7 separate regions of the Mus musculus genome follow, and regions 2, 3, 4, 5, 6 and 7 are each linked to region 1. The links are chromatin loops, found by intact Hi-C in ENCODE. Cell type or tissue: left cerebral cortex. All regions are shown on one strand. Region 1 holds the start of Negr1 (neuronal growth regulator 1). Region 2 overlaps Negr1 (neuronal growth regulator 1). Region 3 overlaps Negr1 (neuronal growth regulator 1). Region 4 has its middle 51 kb from the start of Gm23379. Region 5 has its middle 14 kb from the start of 4930592C13Rik. Region 6 overlaps Negr1 (neuronal growth regulator 1). Region 7 overlaps Negr1 (neuronal growth regulator 1).

The links. Hi-C counts contacts between places; a loop is a spot of excess contacts. Peaks named below come from ENCODE experiments on the same cell type or tissue, not always from the same donor. Only the 100,000 strongest peaks of a DNase experiment are listed, where the experiment ranks them.
Region 2: a loop joins it to region 1, with 3 times the contacts of the local background. A loop is called at or near these places in 4 of 42 quality-filtered maps.
Region 3: it touches region 1 in a loop (3-fold over the local background); 5 of 42 quality-filtered maps call a loop at or near these places.
Region 4: it touches region 1 in a loop (3-fold over the local background); 4 of 42 quality-filtered maps call a loop at or near these places.
Region 5: it touches region 1 in a loop (6-fold over the local background); 4 of 42 quality-filtered maps call a loop at or near these places.
Region 6: it touches region 1 in a loop (2.8-fold over the local background); 2 of 42 quality-filtered maps call a loop at or near these places.
Region 7: a loop joins it to region 1, with 4 times the contacts of the local background. A loop is called at or near these places in 2 of 42 quality-filtered maps.

What each region holds. Positions count from the first base shown.
Region 1 is chr3:156,559,565-156,563,564 of GRCm38, forward strand. Negr1 (neuronal growth regulator 1) reads left to right here and starts at 2,230. Exons shown (of 7, transcript NM_001039094.3): 1 at 2,230-2,788. The coding sequence starts at 2,631. 4930570G19Rik (RIKEN cDNA 4930570G19 gene) reads right to left here and starts at 2,123. Exons shown (of 4, transcript NR_040399.1): 1 at 1,912-2,123. In left cerebral cortex, a CTCF peak has its summit at 2,446; DNase peaks (open chromatin) are centred at 45, 434, 591, 794 and 5 more places; H3K4me3 peaks cover 4,000 bases; H3K27ac peaks cover 3,840 bases.
Region 2 is chr3:156,797,166-156,801,165 of GRCm38, forward strand. All of the region lies in intron 1 of Negr1 (neuronal growth regulator 1), which reads left to right. Among named protein-coding and RNA genes, the nearest start is that of Negr1, 240 kb to the left of the region's middle. In left cerebral cortex, no CTCF peak of the experiment used is centred here; a DNase peak (open chromatin) is centred at 2,279.
Region 3 is chr3:157,228,731-157,232,730 of GRCm38, forward strand. All of the region lies in intron 6 of Negr1 (neuronal growth regulator 1), which reads left to right. Among named protein-coding and RNA genes, the nearest start is that of Gm23725, 6.6 kb to the right of the region's middle. In left cerebral cortex, no CTCF peak of the experiment used is centred here; a DNase peak (open chromatin) is centred at 1,926.
Region 4 is chr3:157,447,627-157,451,626 of GRCm38, forward strand. No RefSeq gene overlaps it. Among named protein-coding and RNA genes, the nearest start is that of Gm23379, 51 kb to the left of the region's middle. In left cerebral cortex, CTCF peaks have their summits at 1,639 and 2,381 (motif pointing left); DNase peaks (open chromatin) are centred at 1,651 and 2,360.
Region 5 is chr3:157,518,507-157,522,506 of GRCm38, forward strand. No RefSeq gene overlaps it. Among named protein-coding and RNA genes, the nearest start is that of 4930592C13Rik, 14 kb to the right of the region's middle. In left cerebral cortex, a CTCF peak has its summit at 2,147 (motif pointing left); a DNase peak (open chromatin) is centred at 2,150.
Region 6 is chr3:156,892,936-156,896,935 of GRCm38, forward strand. The region is part of intron 2 of Negr1 (neuronal growth regulator 1); the gene reads left to right. Among named protein-coding and RNA genes, the nearest start is that of Gm24373, 320 kb to the right of the region's middle. In left cerebral cortex, no CTCF peak of the experiment used is centred here; no DNase peak of the experiment used is centred here.
Region 7 is chr3:156,925,769-156,929,768 of GRCm38, forward strand. The region is part of intron 2 of Negr1 (neuronal growth regulator 1); the gene reads left to right. Among named protein-coding and RNA genes, the nearest start is that of Gm24373, 280 kb to the right of the region's middle. In left cerebral cortex, no CTCF peak of the experiment used is centred here; DNase peaks (open chromatin) are centred at 1,643, 2,864 and 3,453.

The sequences.
Region 1 (4,000 bases):
GAGGCTTCTGCCTCTTTTCATTGGCGTCTAGTTTATCGATAGCGAAATAATACCGCATGGAACTAGTTGGCCACGTAGTGGGAAGTCAAGCCTTCTAATACCTCGTTTGTCCTAGATAATTTTAAGCTTTATCCAGAGTGCACTGCCAAGAATGTTAAATGAAGTACACAAGAGGAGAGCTTTAGGTATCTGGCATCAATATTAGTGGGAGGCTGCCATTTGACAATAATTTCCCTAGCACAGCAGACGGTAAAGAAAAATGTTTTCATTCATCCGCAAATGACTAACATTTTATTGATGTTTCGAAATGCGGCTGAATACTACCGCACTTTCAATTCCCGAGCGGGTTCTGAGAATTAAGCCTGAATACTAATCACATCAGTAGCTCCTGCTGCAAACCTCTCCGTTAATTGCTGAGCCTCGCAGGGAATCTTCTGCAGGGTGGTGATGTTGCTTAGAGGCTCCTGGATAGTCAGTCTGGGTGGTCCCGGGTGATGTGAATTGCTGGCCCTACCCCATCTATCCTTAGACAACGTGATAAATAAAAATAAAAAATAAAAAGCCACCTTGGGTACCACCAACATCTATGACTCCTGCCTGCCTCATCAAGAGCTCAGTCTGGGGAGGAAGCCGGATGCTGACCCCTGCAGAGATCCTTGCTTCAGTGCGCTCTGCCGCGGGGCCCTGCTGGCGTTCAGAAAAAAATAAAAGAATAAAATAAATAAATAAATAAATAAATAAATAAATAAATAAAGGAGTTCAAATGAGCACCAGTGAAAGACGAATGTGTTTTGTAAATACCGCTACAGGCGGAAGGTGGGGGAAACCAAGTGGTGAGGGTAAGTTATTTCTAACCACCAGCTTCCCAAACTCCTCATGGGCACTGGAATCGCTGTTCTGGATTCAGATTCTCTCATTGATTTGCAAATCGCCTGGAAGACCTCTAGGATCTTAGGGTTGAAAATGAGTGCCAGAAAGGGGGTGGGGGGGGGGGAAGAGTGGACTATGGGGTGACCCCCGTGCCTTGTACCCTGTTTTGCCCTGACCTGGGCGTAGGCTAGCAGATCCGCGGGACACTGCTTGCCCCTTGAGGGGTTGAGGTTACTGCTCAAAGGATGCAGGTCCACCCCAACTGGGAGGCGGTGAAAAAAAAAAATACAACTGGGACTCTTTAAAGCCGAGGAATGCCTTGGCTTCAACCGAATGCGCAAGCCTTCCGCCCAGTAGGCTCAAATGGGTTAAACTGCCTCTTACATAACAGGACCGCCTAGCTCCACACAATTAAAACACTGATTGCAGCCTCCTCCAACTCTGCATCCCAGTAAGGCCCGCCCATCCCTCCCGTTGCGCCTGCGTGTCGCGCGCTCCCGGGCCCAGCACGCGCCCTGCACACTCCATCTCCCTCTCACAAGTGGACACTCTGTGCTGACACCACACGCGCACACACACTCATGCGCAAGTTAGTATCAAGACGCACAGAGAAGGGCAGGCGTTCTCCAGTACGCACAGGCGGACTCACACACGCACTAGCTTTCGGTCGGCATGCCCGAATCACTATACTGTCCCCGTAAAGCAGCAGCGCCGCCACAATCCCTGCTTATCTCCAAGAGAGGGTGAAAAGAAATACCCCCACTAAAGGAAAAATAAGGAACGGAGGGAAGGAAACAGGAAGGGGAGAGAAGAGAGGAGAGGAGAGGAGAGGAGAGGAGAGGAGAGGAGAGGAGAGGAGAGGAGAGGGGAGGGGAGGGGAGGGGAGGGGAGGGGAGGGGAGGGGAGGGGAGAGGAGAGGAGAGGAGAGGAGAGGAGAGGAAGAGAGAGAAGAGAGAGCTAACTGGCAGTTTATTAACAGCGCTATTAGCTAGTCAGGATTAAAAAAAAAATACAAGACAACAACAAAAAAAGCCAACTCACTCAGTCTCAGGCGTCATGATGGCGCCGACCCCAACTTGAGCACTTTAAAGTCGGGGGCCCGAGGAGCCGAAAGCACCAGAGGGCAGGCCTGGCCCTTATGCCCTGACTTCCCAGCCCCGCGGCTCGCAAAGCTCTCTAGTTCGCGCTGCCAAGCCGGACTAGACCTCGGCGTATCCTCAGTCGCCCTAGCTTCCCAGTCCCTCTTCTTTCCTCTTTTTGATCTATCTCTTTCGCTTCTCCGGCCCCCCTCCCTGCCTGGTCCTCCATCCCTGGGCGGGGTTGCTACGGAAACGGCCGCTTGGCAACGCGCGCGAGCCCGGGGGCCGCCGGCCGCTGCTGCGCCCCGCGCTGCCTGCGCCGCCTCCCGCGCTCTGCTCGCAGCCTCGCAGGACGGTGTGCGGCCGCCAGGGATTAGCCACGCTCCGGACGCGGCCGGGCGCCCCGAAGGAGGTGGAGCGCGGTGCCAGGGGGCGGGAGGGGAGGGAGGGAAGGCAAGCTGCAGAGGAGCAGAAAGGAGGCGAGGCCGGGGAAAGAGGGAAACTACGCCCGACAACTAGGGAGGGGGCGAGAAAGAGAAGAAACCCACCCACCCACTCAGAAAAAGGAAAAGAGGAAAAAAAATCTCGTGTGGCGCGCCGCCTGGTTATCGGGCAGCCTCGCCAGCAGCAGGGGGTGGGAGCCGACGCTGCCGGAGAGCGAGCAGCCTGGCAGGCACGGACATGGTGCTCCTGGCGCAGGGCGCTTGTTGCTCGAACCAGTGGCTGGCGGCGGTGCTTCTGAGCCTGTGCTCTTGCCTCCCGGCCGGGCAGAGCGTGGACTTCCCTTGGGCGGCCGTGGACAACATGCTGGTGAGGAAAGGTGACACAGCGGTGCTCAGGTAGGGACCGCGCGCCCTCTCTACACTTGCCTCAGTCTGTCTTTCCGTCCCTTTCCCTCTCTGCACCTTGCTTTACACCCAGAGTGAATCCTGCTGTTGCTCACGAGCAAAAACACCACACCTCAGGCTAGCCACGCATGACCCTTCCTGGGCTTCTCGGACCCCGGGGCAGGGGTCTGGCTGGATTAGGGAGAGAGGGAAAAGCGCTTTCCAAGCAGCCCGGGCTTAGGAAGTGTGGGGCTTGAAGGAGGGGCAGGTGCCACTTTGGAGCCAGGTCTCCGCTCTGCTGCCAGCGGTACTCCAGGAGTCTGACAAGTTTACAGGGCTTGTTTCTGCTTCACTCCGTAAGCGACTTTTCTCAACTGCTGGCTCTGTGCTCCATTTATTTTCCCTCTCACTTGAACAGTAAGATCCAAATATTCCATTCAGCTTTTTTCCCCCTCCTGTAGCTGCTTTCCTTCTGTGTTTCCCTCTTCCTCTGTCCCCTATCCCATTTCTCCAACTCCCTCTTCAGTCACCCCTATTGCCTCCAGTCTCTGGTTTACTCCTATGCTATAGTGTTCCCAGTGTTTCCCTCACACCTTAGTTCCTGTCATTCCTTATTCTCCCTGTTTTTCCAGATTTCCCTTTCCACTAATTTCCGGTCCTCACCATAGCCCTTGTCTTCCCCTCCCAGACCATCATCTGTCTCCAGCTTTGCCTCCCATGCACTTTTCTGTCACACCCACACTCAAGGTCCAGTACCATATTCAGATCCCATAAATCTCGATTTTATGAGCACACTCCCTCTCAGCTCTCCCATCCTCTCATACACTGGCACTTCCCTCCTGTGAGAAATGATTCACACTCAGAACCCCCCCCCCCAGTGTTTAAAGGATGCACACTCCACACTCACTCCACACGTGCACCCCCCAACCCCCAACACACACTTCCCTTTCTCTTCTGTCTGTAGTTTTGCCTCTTGTCTTCCCCTATTTTCACTGAGCTGAGCATGAACAGAGTGTTTGTCGGTGAAAGGTCTCCCTAGCCTGTTTTCCTCAGAAGCCACACTACCAAGTATGCCCAGGGGAAGATTTCCTTTCCCATTGGATATAAATTGATGACCAGTCAAGCTTAGCGCTAAACAGGGCTCCCTGCCCTGCCTTGCTCTTCACTTCCCATAGACCCACCTACACTGTCCCCCTGCCTCCCCCCCCCAAAAAAAAAAACCTG
Region 2 (4,000 bases), 240 kb after region 1:
AAAGCAAGAGTTACCAAATTTAAAAATAATTAGTAATGTTGATTCTCTGCTGTAATTTTTAATAATAATAATTTGTGAGGGCAAAGAGCAGAATTGGAAGTCACTTGAGTGAGGATGCATAGTTACTCTTAGGTTAGCATTGTCCCACCGCTGACTTCCTGACTGTGATTTGTGCAACTTTCCTGAGTCTTGATGTGCGGTGGTGTGTTCTGAATTCACTATCTCCATATTTTCCTCTCTCATTAGTTATCCACAGGAAACAGGTACTGCAGCACGTGCACAGAACGTGAGATCTCAGTGACTCATTGTTAGTGCTCAGAGCCATTCTGTGTCCTGGCAAGACCATGCTGCTTAATGGCAGCTGCCTTGGCTGTCAGGCCTTTACCTGAGAGGAGCAGCCAGTGAGTGAGACTGGCAGAAACTCACTCATTTCAATGTGTTACACTTAGCCCAGAATCCAGAAGGAAGAAGGGGTGGTGAAGTTGTCTCCGAATGAGCACCATGGAGTCTGTTTCTAGGTGTGCCACAGACAGTAGACAAATTGTAAGATCTGTCTTTGTTTCCTTCCTATTAATCAAATACTAAGTCCTTGGACTCAATATACACAGATCTCTGGAGCATTGAAATGATTATGGAATGACTTTCTTTTCCTAATTATCACATTCTAAGTCAAAGCATTATTTGATTTTTCTAGATATTTAGAAAAAAATTTGTAGATATTTAGAACATTTTTAAATTTTATCATAGCAAGGAAGTTATGGTGCATGTATAGATCACATCTATCTACCCAAAAGGCATGACAATCAATTTATAATACAGATATAAATGCTTCCAGTTATTACAATTTCTTCTTCTCCTCCTCCTCCTCCTCCTCCTTCTTCTTCTTCTTCTTCTTCTTCTTCTTCTTCTTCTTCTTCTTCTTCTTCTTCTTCTTCTTCTTCTTCTTCTTCTTCTTCTTCTCCTTTTTTGGTTTTTCGAGACAAGGTTTTTCTGTATAGCCCTGGCTGTCCTGGAACTCACTCTGTAGACCAGGCTGGCCTCGAACTCATAAATCCTCCTGCCTCTGCCTCCTGAGTGCTGGGATTAAAGGCGTGTGCCACCACACCCAGCTACAATTTCTTCTTTTACTGCTCTCTAAAATCCATACACCTCTTTCTCTCTACCTTTTCATATATGTATATGTAAAATGTAAGCATGTGCAATATATGTGTGTCTATGAGCAGGCATATGTAATAAACCATGACATACATGATTATGAATGTAGTGCATAGTGGGCAAAAGGAAGGATGGAAAGTAAACACTGTGAGAAGCTGCTGTGAAGAGCAGCACTGGCTGAGAAGCTGGTTCACCCCACATTCATCTACAGCTCAGTATCTCAGCTGTGCTTGTTCACACAAAGATCAATCAATGAGAGAAACAGACGCTCCCATTTCCTACTCTTTATTTTCTGATTCATTGGTCTGTGAACTAACCTGTAACTCCATAGCAGGCACTCAGGCTCCTGGATAATGATAAGATAAAAAAATCAATTATAAGCTTTATGACAACTATGAAATAGAGTAAAACATCTCATCCTGGCATTCCAACATCTCAATTCTCCACTGTCTTCAATTGCACCTGGGGAATTCCACAGAATACATGATTTTGATTTTTTTGTTTTTGTTTTTGTACACAAGTTTTCATTTCACTTCTGCGCCAGGTTTATGTGAATGAACCCAGATGAGCAGGGGATCCCCATGATCAGTGGACACTCAGTGCTTCGGTCCCTTCATCACTACCTCAGTTAAGTTAGGACTGTTCTTTTCCTAGGCATTCTCTTTTCTACATCCTTAAATACAACATCTTAGCTTTTAGATTTTAATGTTAAAGTTGTTTGTTATACTGATCCTGCTTCCTTTCCACATGGTTTACCTGGTCTAGCAATGCCACCCACTTTCTCAAACCTTGGTTTTGTTTTGCTTTGTTTTGGGTTGGTTTGGTTTGGTTTTTTTGGTTTTTTTTGTTTGTTTGTTTGTTTGTTTTTGTTTTGTTTTGTTTTGTTTTGTTTTTTTAGCTTTCTAGCTAAGAGTTGTTTGCATGCAGTCTGGTCTACTGGAAGAAGGCTGAATGCTGCTATGCAGCTTTAGTTTGGGTTCAGGCACACAAATGTTGATATTTACAAGGCACTTTAAAAGAGTCAGTATTAACCCAGAAGAGTATAACAGCAGCTGGGCTGTCAAGACTGGCCTGCTAGCCGAATACTCACAGCAAGGGTGTAGGAGGGAACCTCTCACATTTTCATGTGCTGCATAGGTTGTTACTGAAACAGATAAAGTTTCTGTGAATGTGTCAGTGGAGAGCTGAGTTCCTGGGTCTTTGCATCATTGGTGTGCATGTGTGTTATTCGACGCGTTCTCACGACCGGCCAGGAAGAACACCACAGACCAGAATCTTCTGCGGCAAAGCTTTATTCTTACATCTTCAGGAAAAGAGAGCAAGAAGCAAGAGAGAGAGAAAAACGAAACCCCTTCTATTTAAAAGAGAACAACAATTGCCTAGGACGCATCACTCCCTGATTGGCTGCAGCCCATGGCCGAGCTGACGTTCACGGGAAAAACAGAGTACAAGTAGTCGTAAATACCCTTGGCTCATGCGCAGATTATTTGTTTACCAACTTAGAACACAGGATGTCAGCGCCATCTTGTGACGGCGAATGTGGGGGCGGCTTCCCACAGTTCCCCCTTTTTCTTTTAATAAGAGCAAATAGGCCACCCATATTAATGAGAGTGGAGATAGAGGTCAAATCCCCAGTGTGTAGGTAAAGGAGCCATGTACAGGATTAGCTCTTAGGCTTACAGGCTTTTACCCAGAGCAACCCTGACCTGCTCCCGTGTCGTTTTGCCTGGGGGAAGGGAACTAGGACACTGAACCTTCATGAAAGATGACATGTCTCCCTAGAATAGGCTCATATATGCCGCAGAGCCTTTCCATTGCAGTGCTTAGCCTTGCAACTCTCTCGGGCTGCTGAAGCACACTCACTCTACCCCGTGCAATGAGTCTAGCCTCATGGGATATAAGAGCTGAGTGGCCAGCGACCTATTGCCTAAGCATAGATAACCATATATCAGGGGGAGCTCCATGTTCTAGTCCTGCAAGCGCCTGGGCAATAACCACCTTGTCTCTCCTAGTTTAGGCCTTAAGCTTACAGACCAATCAAAGAAGCAACACTAATCCACAGCAAAGTGTATCTCCAAATAATATTAATCCCACCCATTTTTTTTTTTTTTAAAGAAAGAAAATGCTGAGGAGATCCAATTGGGTAATCCTTTGGTCAGGGACAGGTCCAAGCGCGTGGAGTTGACCTGAATGATGGCAAGCCTCGAAGGGTCTGTTCAAATTCAGCCATCCAATTCTGTAACATATACTGAAAAAGACTTTTTGACAAATTAGCTGCCCTAGTAAATTTAACATACTGAATGGAAATAACACACAATCCCGGAAACTTTTGTTCACATCCCTGCTGAGTTATTTGTCATAATACATCTAGTTGTTTCTGGACAAGATCTATGAGTTGATTAACCAGCATGAGACCTCTCTGTATCTTGACATTAGCTGAGGCCTGTTCATCTATGACTGTAGTCACTGAGGCTGACAAAGTGTTAATGGTGTCAGTCATCTGGACCTGTCCAGACAGAACCAAGGCTGTCTGAATTAAGGCCAAACCCAGTTCCCAGTTAGTGGTAAAAAAGCAGGAGAATACTTGAGCATTATACATCACCGTCATTGGGAGTGGAAATGTCGACATTATCCCCCAACGCTGCTCTCTCTTTATTATTGACGCCCTGGACATCACCAAGACGAGGGACATTAGTATTCCCTTGGTCAGTCTGGATTTTTCGGGTGAGTCTTTCTGGTAACCAAAATGGGTTGTCTTCATTCTGTGGGAAAACACAGATAGCTCCCCTGGATCTTATCAAGATAGGATCCGGGCCATACCATTTATTATCAAGGACATTTTTCC
Region 3 (4,000 bases), 670 kb after region 1:
TGTGAGAAATTTAAGACAACTCAGAATATATTTCAAATTCCAATTAATATGCTTCATAATAATGAATTCAGATATTAATTATAATTATCCATAATTAGCTGATTAGTTTCCAGATACAAGTACAGCAAAAGTCTTAGGGTATAATTTAGCATATGATGATTTTAAAAGAAACTGGAGTGCTTGCTAACTTCTACTTGTCATTCCTTGTGTCCTGTCTTGTTGGCCTTCAGCTCTGTTGCAGGAGATAATTAAGTTATTGATCTTCTGATGTATCTAGATTCAGGATTAAGCACCACCAACATTATCAATCAACATCTCACTGTAAAGTACACCATGTAATGATCCACATGTTCTTCGTATGTTATACATAGAGAGGGCACAAAGTTTACAGTTGAAAATGATTTCTAGTATCTACTTTCTTTACAAGAAATAGCACACAGCTGTGATGGTGAATCTTGACAAAGCACTTGCCAGATACCCTGAGAAGGCTCTGAAGAAACTGTACATTTACCCCACAGCTATCACATGCTCTATGCCTGGTATCTGCAGACAGAGGGTCTGCACACCCCTGGATTGCAAGACCCTTTAGGGAAGCATGAACATTCATACTTCTTGTCTTTCTCAGGGTGGATCTGACAGACTGATGGTAGTTATAAGGATGGACTCATTGCATGATACACCGATGAGGTTGACCTGAGGAATTAGAGTAGCTGAAATTCATGTTTCTATATTTTATATGTTCTTGACTTTACATTGTATTTTATACTGAAAATTAAAATTGTACATTTATTCCACATCTAATAGAGAGCCTGGCTTATACTGAGAGGGAGATTTCATGATGATCTCCTCAAAAGGGGACCAGAGACTGGTAGAAAAAAAAAATTTCTCCAAAATTCTATGAGGAAGAAACAGTTTCTTTATTGCATTATCATTCATAGTTTACTGCGAAAGACAATTCTACTACACACATAGTGACTTAATATTTCATGTGTGGCTAAGATAATTCTCCATCCAGCATATAGCCCAGAAGCTAAGAGGATGGATATCCCTGGTAGATGAAATGTGTCTGTGCCTTACATTTAGAAAATATCCAAGGTTTTCCTGAGTGAATCAATGAATGGATAAATGGTCAAATGATTTCACAAATGTATGAGTTTTCTATTGCCTGTATAAGAAATTATTGTAGCTGTGGAAACATCTAACAACACAGATTTATAATCTCACAGTTTTAAAGGCCATAAATTCCAAATGTGCCTACTATTCTTCTCTACCACCCAAAGCAGGGAAACTACAGGCTCCAGAGGTCGGGTCCTGAAGCCTTTCGTGCTGCAGCTCTGCTTCTCATAACAGGGCAAGCAGTTACTTTGCTCTAGTTCTAGAAGTAGGCATCAGAATTTACCCAAGCTCCCTTGGATTTTTTCATATTTAGATACTGAGTTTTGAGTACCCAGATTTACAAGTTTAGTTTTATATTCTGTATTTATGAGCACTGCAGAAAGGGAAAATGTATATTAGAAAGATTGTGTTTGTAACGCTACATTATTTCCAATAATTTTATAAACATGTTTGTATTACTCTCTCACACACACATGCATGTGCACACATGCACATACACACAGGCACACACACTCACACACACAGGCACACACCATCACTCATGTCTATGCCCATATTGAACTAGAAGTACAAAATCTCAATGTAAGAGATAAATCCCAGATGGAAAATGGATCAATTAGAGAAAGAACCAGAAACCAAGCTAATTTTGAGAGGATTCAAGCTAATGATGTTTTAGTTCACTTTTTTTTTTTCAACAGAACATATAGGAAACAGTTCCTGTTTCAGACTCAGGATTCTGAACACCAGTGAGCAGACGCCTGTCTGTAGCTGTTCTAAGTAGGAATACAGAGATCCTAAATTGGCTTTAACTGTGAAAATACCAAAAGCAAACTAAAAAGGGAAATGTGTTCTAACTGAGATTTTACACTTGAAGAACAAGATTAGGTGAGCTCTTGTGTTTTTGCTTTCCACTACCACTTAGGGTGACATTGGGTGGCAGCTCCCCAGTGTCTTCCAGAGTGCATGCATCATTCTTCAAGGCTCCAGTGAAGTCAGGCCTGAATGCTCACCTGATTCCCAGCTGATCCTCTATAAACAAATGTTTGTTTTGGCAACAGCCCTAATGACAACAACCCTGTGTGCACCTGCCAAGGGGTATTTGTGTTTCAAAGAAGTTACCTATTTAGGCACAAAAAAAGTTCTTTCCAATAGTGGGAGTCACACTGATGAACTGGGCAGTTTGAGGTGGTGGATTACTGGTTAGGAGAGAGTCTCCCTTGCCACCAGTCACCAGGGGCTTTATTCCTCAGACTGGTGGCTTGGCTGCACATGTAAGGAATAACTGCATTTATCTCCACTGATTTTTTTTTAAAATGAACTGTATAATAACAGTAAAGGGGCAACTAGGCAGAACAAATCTGTGCTCTTCTTGAAGATGATGGAATTTGTGCCCATGTTTCAAGTTAAATTACATTTTAAAAATTATTTTTAAATGTCTTTAAAATGTGCCTCAAAAGGAGCCCCTTGACATGAAGACCAACAACCACGCCAACAAACAGGCAGAACCTAACATCTTTTAGGTCACACTTTATTTCTTAGATGTTTAAAATAACACACACATTCTTAGAGACTTTTCAGAAAAGCTTTGACCGAAGAATGGCTCATGACTCCCCCCCTCACCTCAGCAGGGAGCTGTACTGCTATGCAACCACACAGGTGGGTGTATGTGAGCATGGGTACACGTGAGCATGTCGTTGCTGTTGTGTTGCTTGTGTTAGGGAGAATCTTTGATCCTGGGCCACCAGTGATGGTGACAACTTGACTAGGTTCTGTACTGTGAATGACCTCATCTGTGAATTCAGTGTCTGCTGCCAGGTTGGAACGGGGCTCAATTTCACTTCCCACTTCACACAGGCTTCCTCTTACCTCTCTTCCATTCGAACCACCAAACCTGTTTGACTTCAGATTTCTCTTTGGCTTTAAAATGAGCCTGTAATCAGACAGTCTTCTTAGATGGTGTGTAGGTTGGGAGGATAATTTGAGTGTGACCAGATTAACACCTTCTCTTGAAAATCCTTAAGTTGAGACAAACACAAGGTCCATCCATCACTACACACACACCATTAGCATCCTTGATTGTGCATTTATGATGCACTACACCTTGGGCTCTGTGGTGAATTGAATGAGAACAGCCCCATAGCCTCATGGAATTGAATACATGCTTCCTAGCTGGTTGAACTGTTTGGGAAGGAGGGGGAGATGTGGCCTTGCCAAGAAAGTTGTATCACTTGGAGTTAACTTTCAAACCCCATGGCATGCCCAGTTGTTTCTCTCTGTTTCTTTGTCTCTCTGTCGCTCTGTCGTTCTGCGTGTCTCTTTGTCTCCCTATGTTCTCTATCTCCCTATGTGTTCCCTCCCCCCACCTCTCTCTCTCTCTCTCTCTCTCTCTCTCTCTCTCTCTCTCTCTCTCTCTGTCTGTCTCCTCTCCCCCCCCCCCCCGTGCTTGTGTCTCATGAAGTAAGCTCTCAGCTACGGCTCCAATTCCATGCCTGCCTGCTGCTGCCATGCTACCTGCCGTTATGGTTGTGAACTGTCCCTCTGAAACTGTAAACCCATAGTAAACTCTGCAGTTTTCTGCAAGATGCCTTGGTCATGGTGTTTCTTCACAGCAATAGAAAAGTAATTAATACAGACATAATTTAAACATAATCCAGAGTTGTAATTGTGTATTTAGGGATCTTCCTTTTATCATCTCATGTGTAGAAATGGTGTTTGCTGCATTTATTCAGAACTGGAAAGATGTAACATTAAAAAAAATGAGCTACATAATAACAGTAAAGGGGCAACTAGACAGAACAAATCTGTGTTCTGCTTGAAGATGAGGAGTGAGACACTTGATAGAGAGCCTATGGGAGCTGGTTGCTGCTCCGTGTCGTTTCAGATG
Region 4 (4,000 bases), 890 kb after region 1:
TAAATGAATGGAGACTTGAATACAAGAAACATTTTAAAGCCTATAAAACAAGTCTGGAAAACAAACCACGTGAGTACGTTCAGATGAGAAGTTGGTTTGTTTCTAGTAAGTGCCACACAACCATCTCCCATCTTTCCACAATACTCTTCTTCCTCAGCATACAGAACTGAAAGTGTTGAACATGTGCCGAAGGTATCAATATGAACGCTTGCCAGTTAATACAAATGCAAATACACTTGGGTCTTAAAACACATTTTCTTCTTCCCACAAGCGTGATAAATACAGGCCACAGAGATCCAGGACCTATGCAATAAGTTTTGTCACTGATCCTGGCACAATGAACTGGAAAGGCAGGTAACTGTCATCCCTGGAACCTTCCCACACTCCTGCTTCTGGATATCTTGGTAGGCATCTCTCCTGTGATTTGGGGGAGTCCTTCGATGGGCCTGTTCTGGTACACAGACCTGAACTACCATCTTCAATCTCCCACACAGTGATCACATATGGCAGATTAATGTCAGCGAGTCTTTGCAAAAGCAAGGTTCATCATCAGAATTTTCCTCTAGTACTGAGTTATGACCTAATGTGTTTCCCGGCAGTGCCCCAAGGAGATGAAGAAAGACGGTTGGAAACATTACAAGGTGTCCATAAAAAAGGGTCTTCTTTGCCATCATTCAGATAAAAGCAAGGAAAAGACTGATGAAGCGATCATTTCCAGAAATCAATGTACTGCACGATCATTGAAGTGCACCTGGCAAAATGTGACGGTGATCACGCTTTGAATGTCATTTTAACATATTAATATGACAGGGTACACACATTGCTGATGCTGCAAGTCACTCACTTTGGATGGAGCCGTTGCACCTTGCTAAGGGCTCGAGCATGCGGATAGACTGTAAATGGGGTTATAGGTTTGGTTTTGATTCCTATATGAACTATTTGATGTGGTTCTCTTACAGGGCTGAAGCCACACTCATCACAGTGACAGAGTGCATGTTACTGGTCTCATGGTGAGACACTGTGGTTGTAGGATAGACCAGCCATTCCTTTGATTTTGTGCCCCCAAATTGATGTTTTTATTGTTGATTTTCTTTTGTGTCAGACACTCAATCTCCCTGAGACAAAAAAAAAAAAAAAAAAAAAAAAAAAAACCACAGACATTGCTAGCACTCAGTATATGTTGAGACAAATTTAAAAACAAAAACACAGCAAAATATGTAAATGTAGACCTGTCGGTTGGCTTAAGGTCCTATTTACTCATGTTTCCAGGCATGAAGCTCTGCTTCTGAGTTTGGTCCACATGGTTCCTGGATGAGTTTTGAAAAAGGAGACAGTTCACTGTATAAGAGCCATGAGAGATGAGAGAGCTAGATACACACAGCGCCCTGGTCTGAACTCCGGGGAATGCCACCACCACATGGGTTGTGCAAGTGTCATCCGAGGTTCTGTTATTGCTTTTGCTTGACGAATTATCCTCCTACCTAAGGTGCTTGTGTGCAAGGAGAATTTTAACTCCTCCTGCAATGAACAGTAGAATTCTCTCACTTTTGTTCCAATATAAGGGGCTGTAGAAAGCAGACTGGCACCCTGTGCCCACTTCAGAGCCTCACACCTCTCTGCCTCTTTGGTTCTCAATGCCCTCATGAGGGTGCTGTAGAGACGACTTCCACAGATTTCCCCAGCTGCCATGCAACTGCTATCCGTTTACATTTACATACAGCAACTCTGCAGTGGCTGGGCCCATTAGATTCTCTAGTTAAGGAAATACATTAGTCAATTGCCATAGAATCCAGTAGGGTATGAACTATACAAATGGCATTTTACCTGAGGTGCTCGACCATCCATTTGGCTTCGTTGAGGTGTATATTACCAGAAGAATTTTAATCTGTTCCAAATGATTGAGATTCTCAGTACTGGGGAGAAAAGAGTGACTTTAAAAAGTCCATTTTGCCAAAAACTTCATGATTGAAATTATATCCTAAAGAAAAAATTTTAATCCTTCTGTGTCTCTTTCTGGTGTAAGCAGATGCAACCTAAAATTACTCAAATATTTATATTTTGTCAGTGGCTTTAATCCATTTTGTCACGTAATTGTACAAAGCTATCTTCTACAGAATAGCTTCTACTGGTATTTTTGAAATAATTTTTCATAATAGACATGGATAAAAAAGCTACAGATGGGGTTTTACATACAGTTGTTTGCTTAGTGGATGGAATGTTGGATCCTTCACCCATTAAATGCATCCTCACCACAGATTCACTGCACCTGCTATTTCACATCTCAGTATGTTCTGTGTTGAATATTGATGGCCCTTTGAAGATACCACAGATTGAAAGAGTAGACTGAAAAAGTAGAAGCAGCCTGATGCTGACATCTGCTGGACACACAGCCAGATGCATCAGACTCAACTGTTAACTGTAAATAGGAAAGACCAAAGCAAAACAGAACTTCACTTTACTTAATATGTCATTGCTCCTATTTGTCTGCAAAGCCACTACTTATATTTATGCTAATGTAGAGAGGGTTGGCACTGTGGGGCCTAAGAGTAAAGGCAGAGAAACTGTAACGTTCTCAATGGGGCTGAACTCAGAAACAATGCCAGGCAGACTAGTGATGATACATTTTTGGGCCACAGATCTAACTCTGCAGCAAATGCTATAACACAGGCAACTCCTCTACCATGCTTTTCTGAATGTTAAATAGTTGTCTCTATATTAAGTGTTCTCCACCCAGTGAGATCTCTTTGGTAGGCTTTTCATGGATTCTATGAATCTATGGATTATATTATAAATTAGAGTTTCACTTTGTCAAGGTAGGTTCAGTTGTTGGATAAGTTGGATAACAAGAACAGTGGTATTTGGGTTTGGATTATGGCCCAGACTCTCACATGTACCTCTAAGTGTAGGATAATTCATAGGTTAACTTATTAATGACTTCATTCAGCATATATGCTGTGAGTGAGGTCACTTGAAATGAGACCAAACTCCTAAGGTTTTAAGCCCATGGCTCAATGCTGAGAAAGAATGCCTCACGTCCCACAGATCCACACAAGGTACTCTCCTCACCAACTGAACATTGAGCCCCATGGACAGCACCTCCGTGCTTTCCATTGCCAGCCCCAGCTGTCTCTTTCTAGTTCTTGTTTCTTGATTTGGCTGTTCTGATACTTCATATGCAGGAAATCTTATGTATTCATCCTTCTGGGGTAGACTTATTTTACTTAGCATAATGTCTTCCAAATTCATCTACCATATTGAGTATAGCAGGATTTCCTTGTTTTGTTTCATAACTGTCTGTTTGGGGAATATGGAATCTTTACATATAAAAAAATGAAATTTAATACATGTATGGAACACACAACAATATATTAAAATTTTAGACACAAGACCAGAAACTGAAATTCCTCAAAGAAAGTGCAAGTGAAACGGTTCTTCAAACACAGGGCCAACAAACACAGCTGAACTATTATAGAAAAGTCAAAGCTACATTGGCAGGATGACTTCAAATCCAAAGGTTTCAACACAGCAGACGAAACAAATGAATGTGACAGGGATCCACAGAATGGATAGCACACTGAGAACCACATATATGGTCAGTGATTGATAATCAAACCGTATGTGAAATGCCTACAACTCAATAGTAAATAATAACAAACGCTTAATAAAAACATGAGCAAGGGGCTCAAAGGCAACATATAAGTGGCCTGTAGTTACAGGAGCAGATGCTCACCATTGATGGTTATAGAAGGAATGAAAACCAAAGCCACAGCAAGACACCTCATCATGTATGGCAGCATGGCTATCATCAAGGCACAAGGGCTGGTGAGGACATGAGCTAACATCATTTGTATACTGGTGATGTAAATAAAAATGGTGCACCCACTAGGAAAGTGGTATGAAATTCCACAAATTAAATTAAATTTAATTTAATTTTAAAAATTACCGCATGGAATCAGAAACCATAATACATAAGCAAAAGATCTGCAAGGGTTTTTAATTT
Region 5 (4,000 bases), 960 kb after region 1:
AAAATTCCCAAAGAATCAATAAAAATATTATGCTGAAAAATGCATTGCATGCATGTATGGAATTATAAAATAATAAAAATGTATAATAAAGAAAAATGTTCTTATACTATGTCACACACATGTGCATGCATGTGCACACACACAACAGAGAGAGAGAGAGAGAGAGAGAGAGAGAGAGAGAGAGAGAGAGAGAGAGAGAGAGAGAAATAGTGATGAAATCCAAATCCACATAAAGGAAAAACCCTGCAAACAAGCAGTAACTCAGGATAGAGTACCTTTAAATTTCACTTCTGTCTTTGTCAGTGATATTGTGCTATGAAAAGACACCATGACCATGATGAAGAAAGTGTTTTGCTTACTCTTTCAGAGGTCTAGTCTATTATTATCACGCTGGCAGTATGGTGACACATAGGCAGATGATAGGTGATGGAAAAGGGGTAGATTGAGTTCTGTATCTGGATCTGCAGGCAACAGGAAGAGGGAGTCACTGGCCCTGGCTTGAGCTTTTGTAACTTCAAACCCCACCTCCCAGTGACACACTTTCTCCAATAAGGCCACACAAACACTAACAAAGTCATACCTACTACAATAAGGCCAAACTTATACCAACAAGGCCACATCTCTTAATCCCTCATGTAGTGCCATGCCCTAATGATCAAACACTCAAATATATGAGACTGTTGTGGCCATTCTTATTAAAACCATCACAACTTCCAGCCTCCACCCCCACCCCCCAATTCTATGATCTTCCTAGAAACTGACAGAAATCTCTTCTGTAGGCATCTACAGCTCAGGCTGATTTACATTAGCAGAAGGGGACTAGTTTGGGCTGTTTGGGAGAGAAATGCCAGACTCTTCTATCAAATTAACTAAAGTAAACTGAACCTTGGGAATTCTATCCTTTTCAATTGAACAAAACTGAATCTTTTTTAGTAGTTGACCCTTGAAAGATGGTGAGAAGAATGCTGGTTCTAAACCTTTGTCAGCGTGAATAGCATATGAGTGCCCAGAACTACACATCTGTTAGGGGGATCTTGTGCATCTGTCACCAGGAAATTGGAACAAACTTCATGAACCTATGCACTTAAAATGTTATGATGTATTTTTAAAATGGACTTCCACAGAAGCCTTTAATTTTATTAAGTAATTATAAGCACATAAGCTCTGTTTGATGGCTCTCAAAATATAAACACATTTCATGTCAAAATTGTATCACTTTTGATGGTTTAATTGTGTGAGAAATCTGTCAGGCCCTGGTGCCCTGATAAAATAGGGCACAGTGAAGATTTGTTGCTGAAGGGTGTAACAATATGCTCAGTTAAACAGACAGTGTGTAACAGTCTGGTGCTGTCTCAGAGGGCATTGGCAGTGTTCTGTTCTGGGATCAGGGCAATCCTAACACCTGTAAATCCACATAACAAGATGCTCCATCCTCGAGCTTGTATTTTAAGAGTACTTTTTGTCTTGGTTTTTTGTTTTTCTTTCATATATATATATATATATATATATATACATATATATATATATATATACATACATATATATATATGTGTGTGTGTGTGTGTATGTGTGTGTGTGTGTGTGTGTGTATACACATATATATTCAAATTCACTAGAAATGCTGCTGTTTTATTTTGCTGCCCTGAGCCCAGCTTCCTTTGCTGACTCCCTGAGTTTCCTAAATATTTTAACTGTTAAAGAAATTATGCCTGGAATGCTAAAATTTCAGGTAACTTCTCAAAGTGATCAATTGTTGGTTGCAATATCATTTTACTTGAAAAAACTTCAAGTCTGCCATCTCTTAGAACATAGAAAATACATATACATGCTTCAAAATAATGGAGTGAGTGTTGGTAAAGTATAGTAGAAAAATTCAGAAAACTTCAATGTCCTTTAAGTTGGGTAACTTCACATAACAATTCTAATTTTCTAGGTTAGCATAGAACACAGGCAGAGATATGTGCTAACTTTTACACACACACTCACACACACACACACACACACACACACACACACACACAACCTGACAATAAATATATATTGTTTAAGATACAGCATTTTCTATTGTTCTAAGGAAAGATGATCCTGAACACCAGCTCCCTACAATGACTTGTGACTACACGTTACTGAGCTGCCACCTGCTGGATCTTTCTGCCTAGCACATCTAATTGTCTGCTACAGATTTCTCTCTTGGATGAATACAATGAAGAGCTCCCCCAACACACTTTTTGTTAACATCACCCCCTTCCTTGCCACTCTTTTTCCAGCAATGTGTGCTCCTATAGGCCAGTTAAAAAGTGCTTCAACCAATTATAGTCATACCAAAGCCTCTCACATCCTTTAAGACTTTAACCAACAGAACCGTGAAGAGACAAGAAGAGGCTCAGCAAGGCTTGCACCTTGTGGGGTGCCAGCTGTCTCCAAAGGGCTTGCTCATTAGAAAGTTTCAGGTGTCCATCATGGAAGTAAAGCAGAAGTAATGATGTCCTAACCTCTATGTTCACCCTATGATTGACAGCAGCTTCCTGCAGCTCCTGCAGACTGTGTCCCAGGGTTTGCCACCAAAAAAACTTGAAACAATAACCTATTTCTTTGCAGAGAGTAAATCACCATTGAGAGGCCACACCTACTCCATTTGGGACCGGCCTCCATCTTTTAAAAAAGGAAAGGAAAGGAAAGGAAAGGAAAGGAAAGGAAAAGAAAAGAAAAAAGAAGGAAAGGAGGAGAGAAGGAAAGAGGAAAGGAAAGGAAAGGAAAGGAAAGGAAAGGAAAGGAAAGGAAAGGAAAGGAAAGGGGAAAGAAAAGAAAAGGAAAAAGAAAAGAAAAGAAGAAAAGAAAAGAAAAGAAAAGAAAAGAAAAGAAAAGAAAAGAAAAGAAGAAAAGCCTGAGAACTTGACCTACAGCAGAACCCAAGATGCACCCAGGTACCAGAAAGGACTCCAAGGTTTGTCCTTAGACAGAGTTACTCTCTAGCTACTTTCTAGCAACAGTTAATCAAAGATTAGTCTGATTGTTTCAGATGTACTTTCAGACCATTTGTGATTGTATATGGTCTTGCTTCAGAGTATCCACCTGTTGGCTTGTAGTCATTCTATTAGATGCTTGCCAGAGTGAACACCCCCTCCCTCACCCCCTCACTTGCTCCTATTTTCCTATAATTTTTTTTCCTGCTAAGGGTTCAAGGCTGGTCCACCTTCCCTTCCCATCCTGCTGTGTCAGGGTTGGGTTGGAGGAGAACCCAAGCCTGGGCTTGTAATAAAGATACCCTAATGCTATAACATCGGAAATGGCTCCTTGGTGGTCCTTTGGAGTTCACAAATGCTTCCTGGTACAACACCATATCTGTGACCAAAATCAAAATAATTAAAATGTATTGGGTAATTCTCGACCAAGCTGCTTTAAGAAGAAAACTAGGCAATAAATTAGTTCATTGAATAGTATTTATTTAATAACAATGTTTAATATGTGTCACTGGTAAAATTTCACCTGATCCTCTCTGTCCTATAACTGCACACAAATGAGACTGATGCTATGCGCTGCAACCACAAAGCATCATAAAATTCTGAGTTGTCTCCTCAATCATAAAAATGGGAAAGAGGCTGGCATTTATCAACAACCCATCACTTTACTAGCTATGTTCATGAGTACCATCACAACTTATCTACATTGCCTCCTGGACAGGTAGACAGTCACTTTCACCACTGTCAGTGGTTGAAGCTCAGAGCAGTACTGACAGCTTAGGTTTATTGGCTGTGTGCTGTTCGCCTGCTGTTGCCTTTATTGCTTTAGGGGGGGGGGGCCTCAGCAACTAAACCTCAAACCACATTAGGAAACGGATGCTATCATTATTCTCATTTTATTACAGGTGATCCTGAGACATTACATAACCTGCTCAGAATCAATCAATCAGACAATGAGTTCAGCCTGGGTTAGAGCCCAGGCAGATTGGTACAGATGTCTACCTGTTAACACAAACATAACAGGAGTTGTTGTTGTTGTT
Region 6 (4,000 bases), 330 kb after region 1:
CCATAAGTTTAAAAATCTTAATCTGGAAATTTTTTCACCTGGATTTGTGAGTGAATTATGTCTAACTCTCTAAATTTCTATATTAATTAATTTTTTAGGAAATTCAGTACTGTTAAAATTTGTTCGATTAAATTTAGGGTTAAATACGATAAATATTCCCTCAAATTATATAGGAAATTAGGATGAAAAGTTTGACAAATTTTCAAGTAAAAAGGCAAACAAATCCTCTGGTTTTCATGGATTTTGTATGCCTTTGCCTGTAGCCACCTTTGATTATGTTACTACAGGCTTCACACTGGGCAGTACAGTCATTCTGTGTTTTAAAGTCTGAATCAATCTCATTAAAGCTGTAGGGTTAATATGCTCTTATCTCTGCTTCAGATAAACTTCAAATGCAAATTTATTAAGATTTATTAGAAGACTACCTCTCAAACTAGTGGTAAAAAATAAAGAGTAGAAATTGTGTATTTCAGAATCTGTGTGTGTGTGTGTGTGTGTGTATGTGTGTGTGTGTGTGTGTGTGTGTTAGTGTATTTTATGTTCATGTGGGTATGGACACACGTGTGTATGGGTGCATATAGGTAACGTGTATGTTTGGAGGCATTATTCATCATCAGGTTCCCTGTTTGAGAGAGGGCCTCTTCCTGGACTAGACTGAGCATTCCAGTCAGCGAGTTCCAGGAATCTGCCTTCCTTGTCTCTCCTATGATTCTAGGTTCTTATGCTTACATGGTTTTGAAGAGCTAATAATGGGCGTGGCTCTTTGCTGCTGTGACAGAAGCCTGAGACTATTGGCTCCCATTGTGATAGAACAGCTGTATAGTGGATATCTGTCATGTAGCTGCCTTTCTGACTTTTATTTTCCCTTTTTATTTAATCCAGGATTTCAACTGATGGTGCTGTTCTCATTCAGAGTCAGGTTTCTTCCCTCAGTTAATACTTACAAATACATGGCCATCCTCTGCTAAACAGTGAGTCTGAGGGAGCCTGGGCTACATAAGACATGACAAAATAAAATAATAATAAAAATAAAAGATAAGACATTTGCCTCTGTAGGATGTGAAGAAATAAGGTCCAATCCACTAAATACTGGATCTGTCCCTCCCTCCCTCCATCCCTCCCTCCCTCCATCCCTCCCTCCCTCCCTCCCTCCATCCCTCCCTCCCTCCCTCCCTCCCTCCATCCCTCCCTCCCTCCCTCCCTCCACCCCTCCCTCCCTCCATCCCTCCCTCCCTCCCTCCCTCCCTCCCTCCATCCCTCCCTCCATCCCTCCCTCCCTCCATCCCTCCCTCCCTTCAGCCCTTCCTTTCTTCTTTCATTCCTTCGTTACTTTTCAGTATGTCTTAATTTAGTATGAGCTCTGCAATCTGAGGCTTTCAAGGAAGATGATATACAATCATTCTCATAGAAAACACAGGGTAATACTATGGGAAGAAAAGAAAATGCAATCGATATGTGTTATTGTTCTTAGGTCAGTACTACCCAAGCCAACAGACTTTTATTTCATTTTTCCTACATAATGGTGGTGATGCTCTGCGGAGAAGATGTTTACCTAGCTTTGAGGCTGCAAAGTGTCCCTGGGCCAGTCTGAGACCTTTTGTTCCCAAGCTCAACAACTTTTGTTCCTTGGTGTGTAATTATCAACTCTCTGGAAAGCTTTCAGACAGTAGGGTTCATGCTTGTCACAGTACTATTAGTGGTTGGTCATTTTTTCCCAGAAGCATGTAAGTGAAAAAGCTGTCCACTTCTGACATAGAAACCTATGGCAAGATTTAATTAGCATTTTAAGTATAAATCTTTTCACCCATGTCTCTGACCTGATTATTAAAAGCATTTCTATATATTATTTACCTTATCATATATAGACATTTTTGTGAAATGTGTTTTACATTTTTCAACAATGAGTATAAATAAGCTATTTTTTTTAATGGAAACTATTCACACGATCTCAGGACAGACATAATGAAAAGAAAGCACAATATTTCAGATAGTTGGGTAAATTGTAATAATACTAAATATACGTAACCAACCAAAACAAAACCTAAAATTTGAGCACTCTATTCTCCAGTGTTCTGTGTGTGAACAGGAAGCATTCTATTCATGAGATTAATTAATGGCTCTGAACCATTCCCAAGGACACATATAAATTTTATTATGTATTTCAGTTATCATGTATGAATTTCATGTGTTTTTAATTCACTGAAACTATCTTATTTGAATTGCTAAGTTTATTTTTTTTACTACAGAAGTTTAAAAACAACTAATGTGGAGATTTTTCTTATAATAAAAATTATAAACTAGGGTGGGGGCTCTGAGCAAGTAGAAATCCCACAGGAAGCATGGTTTCTGTGCATCAGGTCTTTGGGGAGAAATGCAAGTGGCATTCTTACCACTTAGGCAGTGATTCTCCTTTTTTTTCTACAATGAATAATGGGCATTTTCTCCCGAGTGAGCCACAAGCACCTTACTGGTTTGGAATTCAGAAAGTGTAATTAGACTTGAAGCTGAGAAGGAAGATGCCTTGGGGAGTCCTGGCTCTGATTAGCTGTGGAGCTAGGGACGAACAGATGCCTCAGATGATTTGAAGGCTGTTTCTTGGATGATGCTAATTGTTTGCTGTGCTCATTATTCTGTGACATCTTTGGAATCACCCAGGTGGGGAGATGTCAGACTGAAATTACCAATACCTTTGCTTAGATGAACTCATGCTGCTGTACCGTGAGCCCATTTAGACCAAGGCAAAAACTCAAAGCCATCAGTTTATGAAAAAGGCGAAGGTTAACACTTGGCAGGGAATTATCTTGTTAAACAGGGAAGCCTCTGAAATTGCTTCAGAGTTCTTCACATTCCTGTCTCAGATATGAAGGGAGAAATGTCAACAGAAAGAAATGCAGGAAGATCCAACCCCTGTCTGTGTGAATTTGAAACACCCATCTGCAACTACTGTGGATCCCCAAGTGTCAAGGCTGATGACAGGTCTCCTGGCCTGTTCAATGTCACTAAAAGTCCTTCCTTTCCAATGAGATTTCTCCTGGTGAGTTTTTGTCCTGAAAGTGGAAAGTACATTGCTTGGCCTGCAGGTGCATGCCAATATTCTGGTTACCGTAAATCTTAAGAAAGCAAAGCCTTTCATGTGCAAAGGGAGACATATAATATTGACACTGTTTACTGAAATTTAATTTTGCTCCTCTGAGTATCTAAGTCTGTACGTTTAATTATTTGTTTATCCTATTTTTTGTAGCTTTATAGAACTAATAACCAAATTATGAAAAACAAGTAAATTAAAAGAAATTTAATTAGGTGAGCTATTTTTGAGTGACTGCCATGCTTAGTGGTCTGCTCTGCTCCACTCAGACTCTGAGAGTGGACATGGATGCATACAGTGTGCTGTAGTCATAGTAACAATAGGCAATCCGATTTTCCTACCTGCCCATCCTAGGAAATATCAATGTTGAACAAAGGCAAGAATAAAGAAGAAAATCAAAGTATAATCTACAGATACCCCAGAGGAAGAGCATACAGTCCCCGTATTTAGGCAGTGTCAGAAGAGGTACGGAGCAGGAAGGGGTGAGCTCAGTCACTTCTGTGAACGTTAGGAATCCCACAGACAAACTGAGAAATTTGATTTCATTGATCTCAGAAAAGCATAAAGACAGAAGTGTGTTTCTGGGTAAGGACACACAAGAGTTGTAGACCTGAGAAGGGAGGGGAAATCATTTTAATTTGGTGGAGTCCTTTGCACTACAAGGATTTTCAGGACATTGATCTTGCTTGAACCTTCACCTCCACCAGTCATTCCAGCCCTTCCCTGCTGTTTGTGTTCCCTAAACTGAGCTGATATGAGCTCTGAGTAAACACTTCCTTGATGTTGCTTTATAGAATAAATTTCGCTTTGTGCTTTGACCTGTCATTATTATTGTGCTCCTCAGACAATGCCTTTGTTGGAGCCTTTCTTGTGAGCCATGCCCCTGTAACATAGTTTCCTGTCAAGCACAAAAGT
Region 7 (4,000 bases), 370 kb after region 1:
AGAGTGAGTACACAACTCAAAGAAATTTAACTCTTAAAATTTCCTGACTGACTAAATTATATATGTTATTGAGTTTCATGTATATTTAATCTCTCCTAAATAGCAAATGATAGGTAGAAATATAGAGCTTGTGTGCTGTGTATGCTTTTATTTAGTTTAATAAATTATAATTCATCTGGAGTAAGATGAATTTATCCTAGGCATTATTATCAATTTTGATAATATAAAGAATAATATAGTCTTTGAAATACAGAAACTCCAAGTTAGAAGTAATTCTAGAACCCACAAGGGAGATGATTAATAATCAAGAAGTTCACACACTAAATGTAGAAATAAGGCACAGTGAGACTGCCCACACATGTTATACTAATAGTTAAGGAAACTTTCATAAGAGAAGCAGGACCTGTGACATATTTTAATGGGTGGGTAGGAGTTCTCCAGGCTAACAAGGATGGGCCAAAGCAGAATGAACAGAAGGTTTAACTGCAAAGGTCCAAGGATAGACCAGCTTTCCAAGAAAGCATTCCAGGGATCATCATATCCTCCTCTCAACAGCTCCAGATCTGACACAGTTGCTGAGGGATCAGTCCACCAGTTCAGCTCCTGCTTAGCCATCTCCGCACACGTGACTACTACTCCTGCATTCACGCAGCACACTGCAATGCTAGCATCTAGCTTATCAAGGATTCATGTCCAGAGATGAAAGGAGCCTTTGGTAGTTTTCGTAAAGAAATTCCCTTTAACAAACCTATTTGTTTTCTTCTACAAAGTCATGAGCCTTTATGGATCTGGCTGGTTTGGCACATTCAGAAACACAAGGAATGAACTGAAGAGAACCAAGAGAGTGATGGCCATCCGTCTTCTATGAAGCATATGCCTATTATTTGTTTAAGCCACTCCAAGTGAATTAAGTGTTTGGGGTGTTACATGCCTTCTAGAACATTCAAGACAGAATCTGGATGGAGTACATCCCATTACAGTGGACATGAAATCTCAACATCGCTGTGTCTCTAGATGTGTTCTACACAAAGCTTGTGATTCTCGAAGTTATCATTCAGCAAAGTCACCGTATTCCTGAGCCTTAGTTCATCTGGAATGACTAGCAAGATAATGGGACTATCAGAGAAATCGTAACACTCTGGATTTGGAAACAGCAAATCATCCTGAGTAGGGTCTTTGAAAACGCAGCACATAGTTCATGCATATTCCTCAAGTTTACCCCGATAAGCATCTACCAAGGACAGCGTGTTTGCAAAGCTCTGCAGCTACATGAACAGACACATTTTCATCTCAGTCCTGGAGATTCACACTTTATTATTACTGATTAATACTGACAAATATCTCAGAGAGGTCAGCATAGGTTTGCCATGACTCGCAATTACTGGAAATTTCCTCAAGTTAACACTCAAAACTGTGCCCCAAAGGGAAACCCCTGCTCATTCATTCCCTGAGAGGGTGCAATGGAACTCTTACATCCACATCAAAGATGAAAAGGAGACAGACTGTGGGTGCAGTGTAACCCTACCTTTATGTGGCGAAACTCAGTGGTCACAAAACAAAGCAAGAAGACTTGAGTATGGGAAATGGATCCTTAGGGAAGAGGGCTGGAAGTCAGGGTTGCACAATCAAAAAGCATCAAACACATCTATGAAATTGTAAAATATCGAATCTGCTTAAGTTTCTAAAAGGAGGCAGCAATGCCAGATCTCTGCTTTGTGCTATTTTGGGCTTCTCATCTTCACACCATCCCTCCCCCTCCTACAGGAACTTTATCATTTAGACTAATTATCTGTATTTCCCTCTCAAGTATTTCTCAGAAGCAGCTTTCAGGCCACCACTTTCTCTGGCTATGCTTACCTCTTACCTGGCCACTCCAGTTCCTCTGTGATCTAATCTAGCCTGTGCAGGAGTCACACTCCAGAAAACACCTATGCCTTCATGCTGAACAGTCATGCAACAACCATTGACAAGAACCCAGTTGGACCAGGTTGGCAACAAAATGAGCAAATCAGGTAAATGTAAGGCAGTGGCGAATAGCTGAGCTACTCTAAGGGAGGTTAGTTCAAGCTTATTACTCTTGTATTTAGTTATTGCAAAACATATTTAAGATTTTTTTTTAATTTTCTAATTTTTCAAAGTCATTTAGAACATACAAGATACATAGATGTTTGTGGTCTATATGTAGCTGAACATGGAAGCCAGGCTGCCAGCTATGGACTCAGGTTTATGTCCTAGACTATTGGCTGTTCTTAGATTTCAAAAAAAATTTAAAAAAAAATCAACGTCCAGCATCTGTTTCAACATTTCTCCCTCCCCTGACTCCAGTATTACTTGATCCCAGTTTCTTGACCTACAGATTCTTGTGCACAGAGTCTGATAAAATGTTACTGAGTGAAATTAACACAATATATGACTTAAACATTTTCTGTCTTCCGATATAGGCTATGTACTTTGTCTAAATATAGTAAAATATTAATTAAAATAAAATTCACTTTAAAGAAATATCTGCATCTTCAGTTCCCTCTTACTAATGATAGATGAAAGTTTTATTATAATCCATCAACACTGTTCATTAAGTTATTTAGAAACTTGATTTAGAAATTTAGAAATGTTTTTCTAAAATATTAAGAAGGAAAATAAATAAATAAACTTCATTTGGTCAGGAAATAAACCCAGGCTGATGCATGTGGGCGGTAATGTCAGATGCAAAACAATCCCCATGGTAACACATTGCATAAAAACATTTTGTTCAAACCAGGATGCCTTGCTGTGCTTTGTAGTTTCCTGCCAAAGCCTCCTCTGCTGCCATGCAGATGGTCAGCCTATCTGTTAGGAAGTCTCCCTTCTCCTCAGGAGAAAAGATCTGCCCTTGCAGAGACCCCAGACATCAGGCTCATCTCAAGCCCCCAGGGACAAACTGAGGATCTGGTTGTTCCTCGGGCCAGGAACACCTCCCAAAACCTGGACTCACAAGTTATTTTAAACTGTATCCTAAGCGTTTTTGACATCTCAGTCTGCAGTCTTCAGCATGGGGTTAATTTTAAAGTATACATTACACTGTAAAAGTCCTCAAATTATTGACGTGAACTTTACTTCAGATACTACCAAGATTATACCCTCTAGGTGCCCTCAAGTCAAACTGCCAAAATCTCCAAATGTGTGGCCAAATGTCAAACTTTCCCACTTTGCTGACAGAGTGACAGAGTGACGGGGGGGGGGGGAGAGGGAGAGAGAGGGGGGAGAGAGAGGAGAGAGAGAGAGAATCATTATAAAAGCAAACACATGGGAGTTAAAAATAAATGTGTTATTTGGCTCTGCTCTGGCATGAATGAGGTAAATAAGTTACATATATGCATCTGCCTGAGAGCTCCGTAAGAGCTTCTGTGTACAGAGTGCTCCAGCTGGGGAGAGTGGGAGTTTGTTTTGTACAATTAAGAAGTTCTCTGCTAAGGCAGAGTATTGCCAGTATTCTCATCAGACGCAAATAAATGGTCCACATGCATTGCAGCTGATGAGGAGTAGATTGACTCAGCTCTTCTTCTTGGTTTGCTGATGTCGGAATGTCTTGTTCCACAGAATGGATATGCTCAAATCTTTGTCAACTGAGATGTATCAAGTGTTCCTCAATGCTGTCTTGTGAGCCATACTACTGGCCTTAATCATGAGATCAGCTGTACCCAGTTATGAGAGTCCATCATCGACATGTGAACTCATGTCTTTGTCTCCTCCTCTGGACCCTCACCACCCAGAATATAAGTTCTCTTACCAACTATTTGCAAGTTATTCCTTCCTAATTACATATGATCCTGTGTCTCAGAGAAAAGCTCAAGTGTACATTCTGGGAAAGGATATGGGATGAGGCTCCATCTATGTGGGTGTGTGGAAACCAGCACCCATGCTGTGTACAGATCTTCCACTGGAGCTATGTGGGCTCACTCATATTCCTGCCCATAAACCCTTACCCATGCTCTGAAACTAAGCTCAAGGTGGACTCTGGTGG